Linked DNA regions of Homo sapiens: region 1 is linked to region 2. A link is a contact called in ENCODE Hi-C or POLR2A ChIA-PET data. All regions are on one chromosome and are shown on one strand. Each heading gives the region's core, a stretch centred on a gene start or an enhancer-like site at or near the end of the contact. The rest is flanking DNA. Distances are from core to core; before and after follow the strand shown. Region 1 holds the start of TMEM9 (transmembrane protein 9). Region 2 holds the start of INAVA (innate immunity activator).

Region 1 (6,890 bases), core at 2,497-4,996, 260 kb before region 2:
GCATTCCTTCTAGAAGCTCTAGGGAAGAATGCATTGGCTGGCCTTGACCAGCTTCTGCAGCACCCACAGTCCTTGCCTGGTGGCCCCCTGCCTGCATCTTTGAAGCCAGCAGCATAGCATCTCTCTGACCCTACTTCCATGTCCATCTCCTTCTCTAACCACAGCCAGAAAAGGTTCCTCTGTTAAGGAGCCATCTAATTAGATTGGGCCCACCTGAATAATCCAAGCCACTCTCCCCAACCAAGGGCCTTAATTTATATTTGCAAAGTGCCTTTTACTGTGTAAGACAGTATTCACAAGTTCCAGGGATTAGGATGTGGACATTTGGGGGTGCGACATTGTTCTGCCCACCACTCTGGCCCAGCCCAAGTAGCCCTCACTGCCCTCAAAGCCCCCTCTCCACCATTCTGGGCTCCCCTGGCCCTTGGTCTAGGTTTCCCAAGTGCCTCTGCAGCCTTCCCCCAGCACAGCTCTTACCACCCTGAATTGTCATTGCTTGTTGATTTGTGGTTTTCTTGCAATAAACTTCAAGTTCTGTGGGAACAGGGACAGGGTTTGTCTTGTTTACTGAGATATCCCCAGCACCTAGCACAGTGCTCAAAAAATTTTTGAAGGGAAAAAGCATTTCTGATACGGGAGATAGAAATTATTTAGGCAGATAGCAAGGACAAAAAAGTCCTTGGCAGAACTTCCCTTCTAATAAGAAGCAGCCCTAGAAATCATTTCTTTTCTAACACAGAGCAGCCTCAAAGATTGGGCTGCAAACATATATAAGGAAGCTGGAAGCTTGCACGGAGGAATGCTGGCAGCTGCACTCATAGAAAAGGGCTACCGGGGGGCCAGGCATGTTCACCATGGGACTCCACCTTCCCTTTTTTGTTAGCACATGTACAGTAAGAAAGAACTGGGCAACATGGAGAAGCTCAGGCAGAGAAACCACCTGCATAATAAAGATTGGGCTGGGAGCTGCCAGAGATTTGTGCCCTATGCAGATGGCACACCTGGTGCTAACTTTTTTTGAGATGCCCTGTATAGATGAGATACTGCCTCCCCACTAGCTCATCTATAAAACCCCCTGCATTTCACCTTAAATTGGCAACTCATTTTTCCAGGACCCCTCTCTGTAGCAGAGAGCTATTGTCTTTCTTTCACCTATTAAATTTCCACTCTTAACCTCACTCTTTGTGTGTCTACCTCCTTGATCTTCATGGCCAGGAGACAACAAACCTCAAGTGTCACCACAGACAACAAGGCTGCTTCACTTCTACAACACATCACTTTCTATGTTACATTCTGACCATGTGATTGGTCTGCTATTAGGTTGTGCATTACTTGAAAGCAGAGTTGCATGTGATTTGTCTGTTGTATCCCTGGGGTACCTAGCATCTGTGAGCCCTGGAGTTTGGCTCACAGATAGTGCTTGGCACATGTTTATGGAATTAAATTTAATGAATAGGTTCAGACTCACTTCACTGGCATGGCTCATAAACACAGGGCACATGGAGGATGTATGGGAATGAGGTGCCCTGGGTCAGGTAGGACTATTTGGGAAAAGCTTCTGCAAGGCAAATGCTTGGGCAAAGATTTGAATAAGATGAAAGATAACGACTGGCAGTGCTGGGGGTGATAATGTCCTATGGAGGACTGCAATGAGCAAAGTCAGATATAGGGACAGCCGGTGGGGGGAGTAACCAGTGATGAGATGGGGTGGGGAAGTGCAGAAATGGTAACCACTTGGCTTGGTTGCCAAGTGGAGGGGTCTGAATTGGATGCAACAGGGTGCTTGCTACCAGGGATTGAGCAATGAGCGATGTGCTGAAAACAGAATTGGAGGAAGACAGGATGGACCTAGGAGCACACAGGAAGGGAGTGCATTTCAGGGAGCAGAATGCTAGCCGAGGAAAGATACAGGCAGGGTGATGATAGCTACCTCCTGGGGACACCTGGATAGACAAGATGTGGAAATATGAGAGAGGAGTCAAAGATAGTTTGATGCCACAATCTAGGACCTGCAGAAATGCAGAATGACAGTGGAAGGCCTCCCTTCTGTTTGATGAGGAAGATGGTGAGCTCAGCATTGGGTATCTTTAGTGTTGTGTGTCAGAGGGTCATCCATTGGAGGTGACAGACTCAGCCCCATGCTTTTGTCCCCATGAAAGTCCCACCTTCATATGGAACGTATATGGGGGGAAGAAGTGTCTTTTTCCAGTACTTGAACTATCCCTTCTGCCCCCACGAGGTAGGCATTCTGTCTCTGCCTGAGCTTGCTCACCAAAGCAGCCATTCTGACCTCCACAATGAGCTAACATTGCCATTTATAGAGCCTCCCTCTTTGTGTCAGATGCTGTTCTAGGTGCTTTGCATATGTAAACTCATTATATCCCTACAACCACCTTGAAAATTTGGTAATATTAATCCCATTTTATGGGCATGGAAACCGAGACTTCTGAAAGGATTCCAAAGACTTCCAAAGATCCAAAGGCGGTGTCCTAAAGGAAACCACCCAAATTCACACAACTAGGAAGGGAGGAACCAGGATTCCTGCCCTGGTCACTCTAGCTCCAAAGCCCCTGACCTTTGCATCACACTGCAGGCCTCCTGCCCCTGCCCCCTGCCAACTAGATTTAATTTAATTCTATAGAATTCAGTTTAGCAAACACTTCCTGAGCACCTACCAAACACAGGTCACTCTGCCAGGTGGCAAGGATATAAAGAGGAATAAGACATAAGCATAGGAGAGAGGAACACAAACTCAGTGGCCTCCAGATAAGTGCCCACCTCAGTTCACAGGGCCTGCGAGGGGCTTGATTCCACCTGGACCCAGCCCCTATGCTAATCCAGCCACCAACCTCAAGTTTGGGCCATATTGATACCCCTCCCACCCACCCCTAAGGAATCCCAACATATCAAAGCTGAAGGGGATCTTAGAATCCAACCGAATCATTTTACAGATAAGGGAAGTAAGGGAAGCTGAGGCCCAGAGAAGGGAGGTATCTTTTCCAGGCTAACACAGCTGCTTAGGGGGAGCGCCAGGGCCAAAGCCCCGGTGTCCTCACTCCGGGTCTGGTGCCCTGAATTCATATGACTCCCCTTTCCTTCACAGCTGGCAAGAAGTTCACATCTGCCACATAGCAGCCAGGGACCCTCACCCCTGCATCCTGGCCATGCACACTTTGCCCCATTTTGCCAGGCCCAGCACCAGCATGGGGTAGGGGGATCAGGCTGAGGACGCTGTTGTGCACACTCTTCACAGGCCCAGCCCACACCACCCATCGCCAACCCTAGATTTCTCCTTCTCAGAGGTGTGTGTAGGGGTAGAGACGTTGCCGCGCAGAAAGTCTTCTGCAGCAAAGACGTGGATCCCTAAATAACATTTCCAGATTTTGAATGAGGACAAAGCCCTTCAATCTCGTATCGTTTTTGTTGACGTTACTAGCTTACAGTGTATAAAGCGCTTTCTTTCTAAAACAGCAAGATGAAACAAGCTGAGTTTTATAATACAAGGAAGGGAGAAGCACCGCAGTGGGAGTTCTCAGGCCACACAAAGGCAAGACCCTTCCCCAGGAGTTTGGAAGGCTGACGTTCCCTTTTCTGGTTTGGTCGGGTTTGAGAAATGCCCGCCTCTCCCTTGCGCAAGAGTCTCCCCGCCCAGGTGAAGGCGGGTCTTGTTGCCATGGCGACAGCGCGGTCGGGTTAAGGGGCTGCTCTGGCAACCAATAGAAGCTAGGAGAGGGCGGGGACAACTGGGTCTTTTGCGGCTGCAGCGGGCTTGTAGGTTCGTGGACGCGGCATTGGGGGAGGGGACGGGGGTCGCGGGGCTATTGGGGGTCCCAGTCCGGCTTAAGACCTCTGGGCGTGGTGGGCACCGGCCTTCGCCGTCGGAGCAGGGGTCCCAGACTCGCACCCAAAAGTTCCCGTCGGGCCCGAGCGGGGAGGAGCTGCGGGGCGGGCAGAGGCGGAGATGGCGGAGGGCGGTGGGACGTGATGCGCGGGTCAGAGCCGGGCCTTGAGAAGGAACTGGAGGCCCCTGGCAGCGGTGTCCCCTCGAGGACCCCTCTGCCGGGCTCACCAGGTGGCTGGCGGAGAGCCGGAGAGTTGGGCGGGAGGGAAGCAGGGTTTGGCGACCAGGTTTAGCAGGCCTTGGAATCCTGGAGCCCAGCCCCCAACCCCATTCCCACTTGGCCGGATGGTTAAGGGCCTAGCGTGCTGGCTGCGGTGTGGCCACCTTCCCCTTCTCCGACTCCGTATCTCTTTTTCCAGGTGTCCGGCTTTGCTGGCCCAGCAAGCCTGATAAGCATGAAGCTCTTATCTTTGGTGGCTGTGGTCGGGTGTTTGCTGGTGCCCCCAGCTGAAGCCAACAAGGTGAGGGAGGTGAGCCTGCAGCACCTGGTCACGACCACAGTGCACGGCCACCCTGTCTACAGGGCTGACTCAGAGGTAGCCAGCTGCTCCTTAAGCCTGCCTCTCACTCACCTATGGGCCATACTTCTTTTAGTGGTCTTCCTTCAGGTTCAAGGCTGCTGGCCTCCCTAAGGATAGTGCGGGTGAGGAGTGAGGAAGGGTGGGGCACAGAGCACTGGCTCACTCTGATCAGACAGATCAGTGGTGGACTTCCAGCAAGGAAGTTTGGAGAAGTTATCTAAGTTCTCCATACCTTCCTTTGCTTTGGACCAAAGTATGTTTTGTTTCAGATATTTTTGGATTTGGGAGTATTTGCACATAAAAAATGAGCTATCTTGGGGAGGGGACCTAAGTCTAAACCTGAAGTTCGTTTATGTTTCATATATGCTGTATATACATAGCCCGAAGGTAATTTTATACAATATTTTCAATAATTGTGTGCATGAAACAAAGTTTATCTACACTGAACCATCAGAAAGCAAAGGCGTCACTATCTCAGGCACCCATGTGGATAGTCTGGTTGGTTGGCATCACCACCATTCCTGACAATGAATTTATATGCTACCGATAAATATTTTCTTACGTTACACATAAGTTCTTAACGGTAAAAAAATATGATGTACTATTAACACAGTGAAAATAAATGATGTGTTCAGGGTAACTAAGCACAGTAGCATCACCAGAATACCTGTATCAGCTGTTAGACACAGCAACATAAGGCTTTCTGTCTCCTGCTGTGATGCTGTGTTTTGATTAAAGGTTACTGTGCACAGTATTTTTTTAGGTGAGAAGTAGTATCTGAAGCAGTAGAGGGACCAGAAAGTGGGTCCTCTAGAGATGAGGAGGCATTCTGCCAGATGGCTTTTAAAAATGTTTTTGCCAGTCACCTGATTCATTAACAAGCTTTTGTCTTAGAAGTCTCTTTGATTTTATAGACTGACACGATTTCTTGTTCTGTTATGAATGCGCTCTGCTATAGTCTTTCAAGAAGCCCGTCACTCATTGTTACCATGTCTGTAGGTGCTTTTCTGCAATGTTAACATCATCTTTGTGGTCATGTCTGTGCTTAACAAGTTTTAGATTGGGAGCATTTCGAATTTTTGTTTTAGGGGTGCTAGTACTACCACCTGTAGTAGCAGTTGTATCTATTACTCTGCTTAGGGAGAATCAAATTACATGACAATGTAAAAATGCCCTGTAAGTGTAAAGTCCTATACAGTTTGAAGTTTCCATTATTAAGGGTGACCCACCTAAGTTCTGGGACTCCTGAGATAACTTCCATTCTTTATTGCTACATTCCTGTGGAGCTGTTTGGGTAGATCTATGGAACTAAAGATCATCCAGACTTTGAAGTAAGGTTAAGGCTGAGAGTTTGTTTCCATTCTCTCCTCAGAAATCCTAATTAGTAAAGACATTTATGGTGATATCTCTTACTCATTCCAGAAGGGAAGAACTTTCAAAGGGGTTGCTTGAGTATTCCCACAGAAATGATCCACTTTTTCTTATTCACCCTCGCCCTTTATGTTTCCCCAATCCTACCTAAGAAGTTGGAGAAGGAATGTGGGGAAGAGGGTGGCTGCCAAGTCCACTGGACAGAGGTGCACACACAAGTGTGGGGTCTGGGGTAGAGGACACACACACACACACACACACACACCCATTTCCCCTCATCCCTCTCCCCGCATTCCTCTAAGTACCTGCTTTGGGACTGGCAGGCCTAGACAACTTTCTGTGAGTCTCATTTGCCATCTGGACATTTTTCTATCTTTAGGACCCGGTGCTGCAGCTTGCTTCCTACAGTGGCAGTCCTTGCTGGATTTGAACTTGGGGATGGAGAAAGCTCAAGAGCATAGATATGGTTCACCTAACAGGATGGGGAACAGAAAGTTGACAACCTTGCTAGAGCCTGAACCCCCTGAACCCCAGGCAGGGTCTCTGCATACTTGACATGTGCTTTCTTTTCCAGAGTTCTGAAGATATCCGGTGCAAATGCATCTGTCCACCTTATAGAAACATCAGTGGGCACATTTACAACCAGAATGTATCCCAGAAGGACTGGTAAGGCATTACACGCAGGCCCCTGGCTGCTATACCCAGTTGAAGTTATGGGTGTTTACTAGAGTTCTTGGACCCTGGAGGATAAGCATGCTCTCCCATTCCTATGGAGAGCCTTTCAAAGGAGTAATTATTCATGTCACAGAACCAATTTCATAGTTGTCAACTGTCTGTGGAAACAGGATCCAGGTGTCTGAATTCCAGCTGAGTGGTCCCTGGCTAGAGGAGTGGATTTTGTTGTTTTGCTTTGAATATTGGTCTTTAGTGATGCATACAGAATAGTAGTAGAGAAGTTGGCAAAGGTAGGTATTCTGACCACATGCTGTAGGATACCTAATGCTTTTGCAAAGCTGTGTTACATGTGTTATTCTGTGCCAGTCTTATAGCATCCTTGTAAAGTAGGTGGGATGGATTTTGCTCCCATTTTATAATAG
Region 2 (6,675 bases), core at 2,395-4,894:
CCTGAGGGCTCAGGACTCAGGAGTCAGGGCCAGGGACCAGGGACCAGGGACTAGGGACTAGGGCAGGGGGATTTCCCTGAACACTCACCAGACTGCAGGATGATGCCACTGTCGGTGTCGCTGACCTCATCCTTACTCTCCATGGTGGATTTCTGGAAGGAGAGGGCACAGAGCAGGGAGGGGGGACACCGTGACCAGCCTGGGCCAGGTTGTGTAGGTAGCCTGGAGCTTCCCCAGCTTTAAAGAGAAAAGAGAACAATAACAAAAAAGCTAGATATGAACCATCTTGGTTACAAAAAGCTGAATAGATGCTTGAGAGCAGGGGAGTGGAAGGGAGGACTGTGCTTCAGGAACCATCTGGGGCAGGAGATTCTGGCACTGGGGGTGCTGACCTAGAGAAGGGGCTGTGGGCCTCACCAGCAAACCCTGTTCTCAGTGGGCTCTCAGGGGCCCAGCCTAACTCCCCTCTGGGCCAAAGTCCTCTAGGCCTAAGGGGGTCGACAGCTGTGGTAGCCACAAGAACCGCTCGACTGGGGAGAAGGGCAAGAAGGAAAAGAGCAGAGACAGGATAAAAAGGAAGGGGACAAAAAATGGGATGGGATAACAAAGAAAGGAGGAAGGAAGCCCAGCATGGTGGCTCACGCCTGTAATCCCAGCATTTCTGGAGACCAAGGCAGAAGGATAGCTTGAGCCCAGGAGTTCAAGACCAGCCTGGACAACTTAGACCCCATCTCTCCAAAATGAAACTTAGCTGGGCATAGTGGTGTGCACCTGTAGTCCCAGCTACTCAGGAGGCTGAGGCAGGAGGATTGCCTGAGCCTGGAGAAGTCAAGGCTGCAGTGAGCCATGTTCACGCCATTGCACTCCAGCCTGGACAACAGAGAGACCCCGTCTCCAAAAAAAAAAGAAAGGAGGAAGGGGAAGACATCTTTATGGGACACAGCTATCCTCAACCCAAGAACCCAGGAGGTGTGAGGCATGTCCTACGCCCCAGTGGCTGAGGACACTTCAAGAAGTGGGCAGGCACATGGCCAAGGCCCTGGTCTGGGGCCTCCGAAGTCCAGGACGCCCACTCTCTGAATTGGCGCCCTGGACTCTGAACTTCACATCATCTGCAGATATGTGCAGCCACTGTATGCCAGAGAGCTGTCCCAAAGCCCTCAAACAACTTTCAAGCCATCAATTACTCCTGGGAGACCACTGAAGGGGAATCAGCCTAGATCCCCTACACCCCACAGCCAGGGGAGACCCAGGGCTGTGTCTATCAGGGTTGCCAAGAGTTGACAGGAGAGGGGCAAGCAGTGACTAGAGCAGAAGCTGTGCAAGGACAGAAAGGAGATCACCTGCTCCTCTGCCTGCTTCGGGGTGGAGAACACTTGGGTGGTACAGGTGCCATCCCATTGTGTCGGCTCAGCTAGGGACCAGTCACCCAGATAACACCTGTGCCCACCCCCTCTCCCTCCTCACCAACCCACACCCCTGGTTGGGGTCCCAGCTGGCCAGGGCCTGGCAGCTGCTGGCTGCAGCAGGGGTGGGAGGGGTGGGCGGAGCCCATGCAGGTGGTTGGGTCTGGAAAGAGAGCTCAGCCACCTCCTCACTGAGTCAGCCCATTGAGCAAGAGTCCAAAAGTCCTTCCGAGTTTCTGTCTGGAGCCTATCCTGCCTCCTCAGAGCGCGGGGCCGCAGGGTGGGGGAGGTGAGCTCCACCCCTCCTCAGGCAGCCAACACGACAGAAAAGTCGGCCTTGGGAAAGCTGGTAACAAAGCAAGGCCAACAGGGAGAGGGGACTGCTGTCAGCCAGGTCCCTGGTGATACCTCTCCACCCATCAAGATGATAAGAGCAGGACGATCAAGAACTTTTATAGACCTACATAAACAACACAGCAACCACAGGCAGCAACAATCAAACACAAAGCCCTGAAAGCAACATGTACCTTGCACTTTGGAATTTCAATTATTCAAGGAAGTCTAGAGAATGCATGGGAGAATTATTTTTTTTAACTTTATGGGAGGCCTTTGCAAACATGCCAAAGTTCTGAAAGATTGGCCATATATTCTGGAACCCCACCCCGCAGGATACTTAGGATGACTATTAGCTCTGCACTGTCCATCTGTCCCAAACTCTATCCCTCGTAGAGATAAGAACAGGACAGAGGAGCAGGCAGCTCACCCCCACCCCTTCCCACCCACCCTAGCCATCCTCCCACCCTCCCCAGAAGCCAAGAGCAGGGTGCAGCCAGAGGTAGGAAGCAAGGTGGTCTCAGCTAGCATGCTGAGTGTGTCTGCTTTGCACAGAGGAGGAAGTAATGTGGGAGGGGAAGCCATTAATTAGTCACGCTTGCTAATTAATTATTAACCACTAAGTAGTTGCCTTGGAAAGTTGGGCCAACTCAGCCCCTGCTTCTCAGGGGCTCTGAGACTGTTGCAGAGGAGTGGGGACTTACAGGGACAGAGGGGTACCTTAGCACGCCTCCCGTCTCCGCCAGCTTCCCCTTCTCCCAGCTCAGCCCAGTCTCTGACTGCCAGCATCAAAGGGGAGGCACTGATCTTCCCAGTGGTCCCAGCCTGATGCTGGGTCCTCTCTGGGATGACTTGCTGCCCCAAGTAGAGCAAAGAGAACAGCGTCAGATGCCCAGAGCCCCTGGCTGTGGGCTCAAGGCTTGGTTCTGCTGCGGTCTGTACTACCTTGGGGAAGTCACCAGGCCTCCCGGGGCTTCCTTTCCTCCTGTGCACAATAAAGACTGCACAGTGTCTAAAGCCTTTCCAGGTCCCCGGTCTGAATCTCGACCTCTTGGTCAATGTCAGGCCAAGAAGGAAACCCGTACAGCCACATAGCGGACCCTCACATCTGCCTCTGCCGAGGCCGCCCTCCACAGCTGTAGGGAACCTGCCCCAGAGTCAACAGGTGAGAGCGAGGGCACCACCCCCACCCAGGAGGCTATGAGTCTTAAGTGTCTAAGGCATTGCTTTTAGATAAAGGCAGTTCAGGTAACATCCCCACCCCCTCCCTAACACAGGGATCCCTCCTGGGCCTCTTCAAGCTCCAGTACTGGGCCCTAAAAAGCAGCCCACCCGGCTGAACAATGTCCCCAGAAAAAGGCAGAGGAGACCAGAAGGGGCACAGAGGGAGGGAGGGAAACTCCAGAGCACCTTCCCTCAGGCCGGGCCATGGGGGATCCTCCTCTATCCCAAGTGTGTCCCCCAAAGCCAGGTCTCAGGCCTGCCTGTCCCAGCTCATCTCTGCTTGCTCTCCCTCTGGTGGAAACTAAGGCCTAGGCAACCACAAGAACAGGCTCCCGTCCAAGCCCACCAGCACCCCTCTGTCATCCCTACACACCAGACATAGGCTGGCGGGGGTGGGGGTCGGAGGGGGGTGATGGCCACTGCTTGGGCTCCTCCACTCCCAGGCCAGCCTGCTCTCAGCCCCAAAGACCCATTCCACCTCCCCCGCCCTCACCTGCTTCTGGGCTTTAGTCCAGGAGTTGAAAAACAGCCCCTGCTTCCAGTCAGGGGGCTCAGGGCCCTCACATGTCGCCTCAGGGTCTCCCAAGCCACAGGCCTGTGCTCTCTCTCCAGCTGACGGAGCTGCTGGCCGTCCGTCCGTCTCGGCTCACCTGCCTACCTTGCCGTCCCTCCCAGGCTGCCGGGCCAGGGGAACCAGGTTACTTGTTATGACTTGAGTCAGAGGGGAGGAGCAGGTGAGCAAGTCCTTCCCTGAACTAATCCCGTGCAACTGGTGCCAGCAGGCAGCTCCTGGGCCTCTGCACTTCCGGGGGGCAGGAGGGTAGCAGGGAAAAAGGGGCTCCCATGGAGGAATCCCCAAAGAAGACAACAACAAGAGTCATGTCTTCATGGCCTCAAGAGACCCTAGTACAACATTCTGAGCTGTGAGGTACCTGCGTGCCCTCCTGTCCTGACCCTGGCTCTCCCTGCCTTCCTTTGACCTCAGTTTCTCTTTCCAGAAATTGAGGCCTGTTAAGCACCCCGGAAGCAAGGTGAAATGTCCACTGTCCATGGAAAAAACAAGCAGGACATTTACAAACTGACAGGGATGGGTCACTGCTCTTCCCCACATATGGAAATGAAGACCAAGGCCTGGGTTTTATCTCTCCCGAGTGAGGATTTTAAAACCTCAGGCAAGGCAGCTGGAATTCCAATATGCAGAAGTTCTAGAATCCTAGAGAGAGAGGATCAGGCTGTTCTTTTTATCCCAGACATTGTCCCCCAAGGGTATCGAGGCCATCACTTCTCTGTTGATTATTTACATCCATCCCCCAGCAACGCATGTTCATGGGGCACTGACAGGCACTGACCTGAGCCCAAGTCCTGTTTCCTACTCCACAGGAGGTCCACTGTGACCCCAGACCCTAAGTCCACTCCCCAAATGCAAGGAGCCAGAGACCAAAATGGAACTTATTTCCTATAAAAAATAAGCCTCAAGATCTCCCATCCCACCGACCCCCAAGCAAATGGGAAACTGGAATCTAGCCTATTTCAAGGCGGAAGCAGAGCTAACGCTGACTGTTGCCTGGCCTGTCCCCAGCAGGCTGCACCCCTCAAGTCTTCATCTTACCACCTCCCTTTCCCCCCACTCTCTGATCTTCCCACCATTCCCCCGACCCAGATTCCAGTGCCTCAATACATGTCTGGATTGCTTCCCCTCCCCCAGCCCCTAAAAAGTCCTGTCCCCACTCCCTACCCCCAAGTGCAGGGATGACAGAGGAAGTTTGCTTTCACCAGGCATCTCCTGTGGAGCGGAACTCATGGGGCTGGAGTCCCCCAGCATCCCCCACTGCTCCGGTACACACACCCAGCACACCTTCACATTCCTGTACACACCCTTTTTCCAAACAATGCTAGCCCCAGAGTGCTCCAGGCTGACCACCTCATTTTCTGCCCAGGCTGAGGCTGAGGGGCCCTAAGAGGGGACAGTTCTTCCTCCCCCCGCCCCATTGGGAGCTTGTTCTCTGGGTCTCCCAAAGAGCCTGCAGCCCTGCCCTTCCCCAGTCCTCCGTGACACACCGTCCCTCCCCATAGAGGCTTGGCACTTTCTTACAAAGTCAAACAGAGAGGGGTTGACTCTGGGCATAAGCGGCCCTTCCTCCACCTTGCCCATCTCCAGCTCCAGGTGGGGGTTGGTGGAAGTTTCTACCAGCTGTGAATTGGCTCACAGTTCACATTTCTTGAGCATAAAATAAAATTAAGAAGATCACTAAAAAAGTCAATTATATGAAATAAAGTTCTAAAAATATAAAAACATAGCAATATATATGCTTCTTTATTAACATTAAGCAGGGTCTAGCAGTGGGTAATTTCACACAAGGGCTGAGTGTAAACAACATTTCAAGACTGCTGTGACTGCAGTGTGATATGAAACTATGAATTCTATTAATGGCAAAGTCACAGGTACTGCCAATGCTACTGTGATTTGTTGTCTTCATAACTAAAGGTGATGTTAAAATCTGTTAAAGGTTGGTGAAAAACAATGATATCTTTTTTTGCCTCACCTAGTTTACACATCCTCTGAATTCCATCTACAGATGCCTAATGCCAATGAACCCAGTTAAGAATCCCTGCCCTCAGGTAATCCTCCATCTCTGACTTCAGGGGAGGTTAGTACAGATGCTCAATCTCACTGTTTGCATTGATCCTTTGGAATTCTCAAAAACACCTTGCTCCCCCAAATTCACGCTCAATATTTCCCAACCTTGCAGAATCTGAGGTTTGGAAGGGAGCTGGCTAACCAAACCTCCTGCCAAGAACCCCGGGGAGCCATCCTTGGAGCTCTCTGATGGCCATGTCATTCAATTCAAAATACCAATGGGGGAGGTGGGCACTCCAGAGGCCAGCTGGGAATCTGAAACAGCTCCCCACTCCAGTCAGGCCGGGGAGTCAGGGGACTGATGCCCCAGCCCCAAACCCCAGAGTGCCGTCCAGACCACCAGTTGGTGAGGAAGTGGTATTTCCTTGCAAAACATTATAGTACTTGGAATCTGATCTTTGCAGACAAGAGCCCTTCCCCAGGGAAGAGAAACTGGACCTCTTCAGTGTTTTCGTTTCCTGAGGAAAAGTCCCGAGTCAGAAAACTCTTCCCCAGCGCTGTAGCCATCCACTCTCCATTTTTTTTAAAAAAAAGTTCCTTCTTTTAGGGTCTTCTGATAACACCAGATTGGAAGTTCTTTAAAGCAAGGGCCTCGTCCTACCATCTTCACATCCCCAACAGCCCCCAGCAAAGTAGTCTCAGGCACTGCTAAAATCTTACTTCAAGAATTAAGGAATCAATGGCCAGCGCTAGAGACAACAGTGAAAAAAGGAAGAAGTGAAATAGCCCGGGACCCTCCAGGCAAGAGGGGTAGGAGATGGTTCCTTCACTGTTTTCTTACTCGCGTCTGCTCCCTGCTCACTAGGAAAGGTGTTCGCCTCCACTAAGCAAAGGTGAAGTGGGCTGGGACAGGGGAACTCCAAGCCAGCTTGGAATGCGCCCTGAAATGAGACCTCTAGGCTTTCTCTAAAAAGCCCCTTTGTCCTGTCCACCCTGCTCCCCTCCCCCACTGCGCCCTCCACATCCAGGCTGGCCCGAGACTTTGCTCCTTTTGTTTGGCTGCTTTCTGGCTTCCCGGAACCTGGCCAGGAAGATCCACAGGCACGAAGAAGGTCGAAGGAGAAAGGTTGAGGG

Evidence for each region. A loop is a pair of places that touch in the nucleus more often than their neighbours do. ChIA-PET counts read pairs that join two places held with the same protein, here RNA polymerase II (POLR2A). Pooled maps may share reads with other maps.
Region 1: POLR2A ChIA-PET joins it to region 2 with 9 read pairs in MCF 10A. The contact joins the promoter of TMEM9 here to the promoter of INAVA in region 2. A Hi-C loop is called at or near these places in 4 of 50 pooled maps. POLR2A ChIA-PET finds 5 or more read pairs at or near these places in 3 of 52 experiments (H1, MCF 10A and WTC11).

Annotation. Positions count from the first base shown.
Region 1 is chr1:201,151,330-201,158,219 of GRCh38, reverse strand. It overlaps TMEM9 (transmembrane protein 9), which reads left to right and starts at 3,746. Exons shown (of 5, transcript NM_001288565.2): 1 at 3,746-4,362; 2 at 6,368-6,459. The coding sequence starts at 4,297. RefSeq lists a silencer at 3,670-3,949 and an enhancer at 4,360-4,509.
Region 2 is chr1:200,891,869-200,898,543 of GRCh38, reverse strand. INAVA (innate immunity activator) reads right to left here and starts at 3,644. Exons shown (of 10, transcript NM_001142569.3): 1 at 3,457-3,644; 2 at 89-237. The coding sequence starts at 143. RefSeq lists enhancers at 316-905, 906-1,493, 2,217-2,727, 2,728-3,239, 3,240-3,750.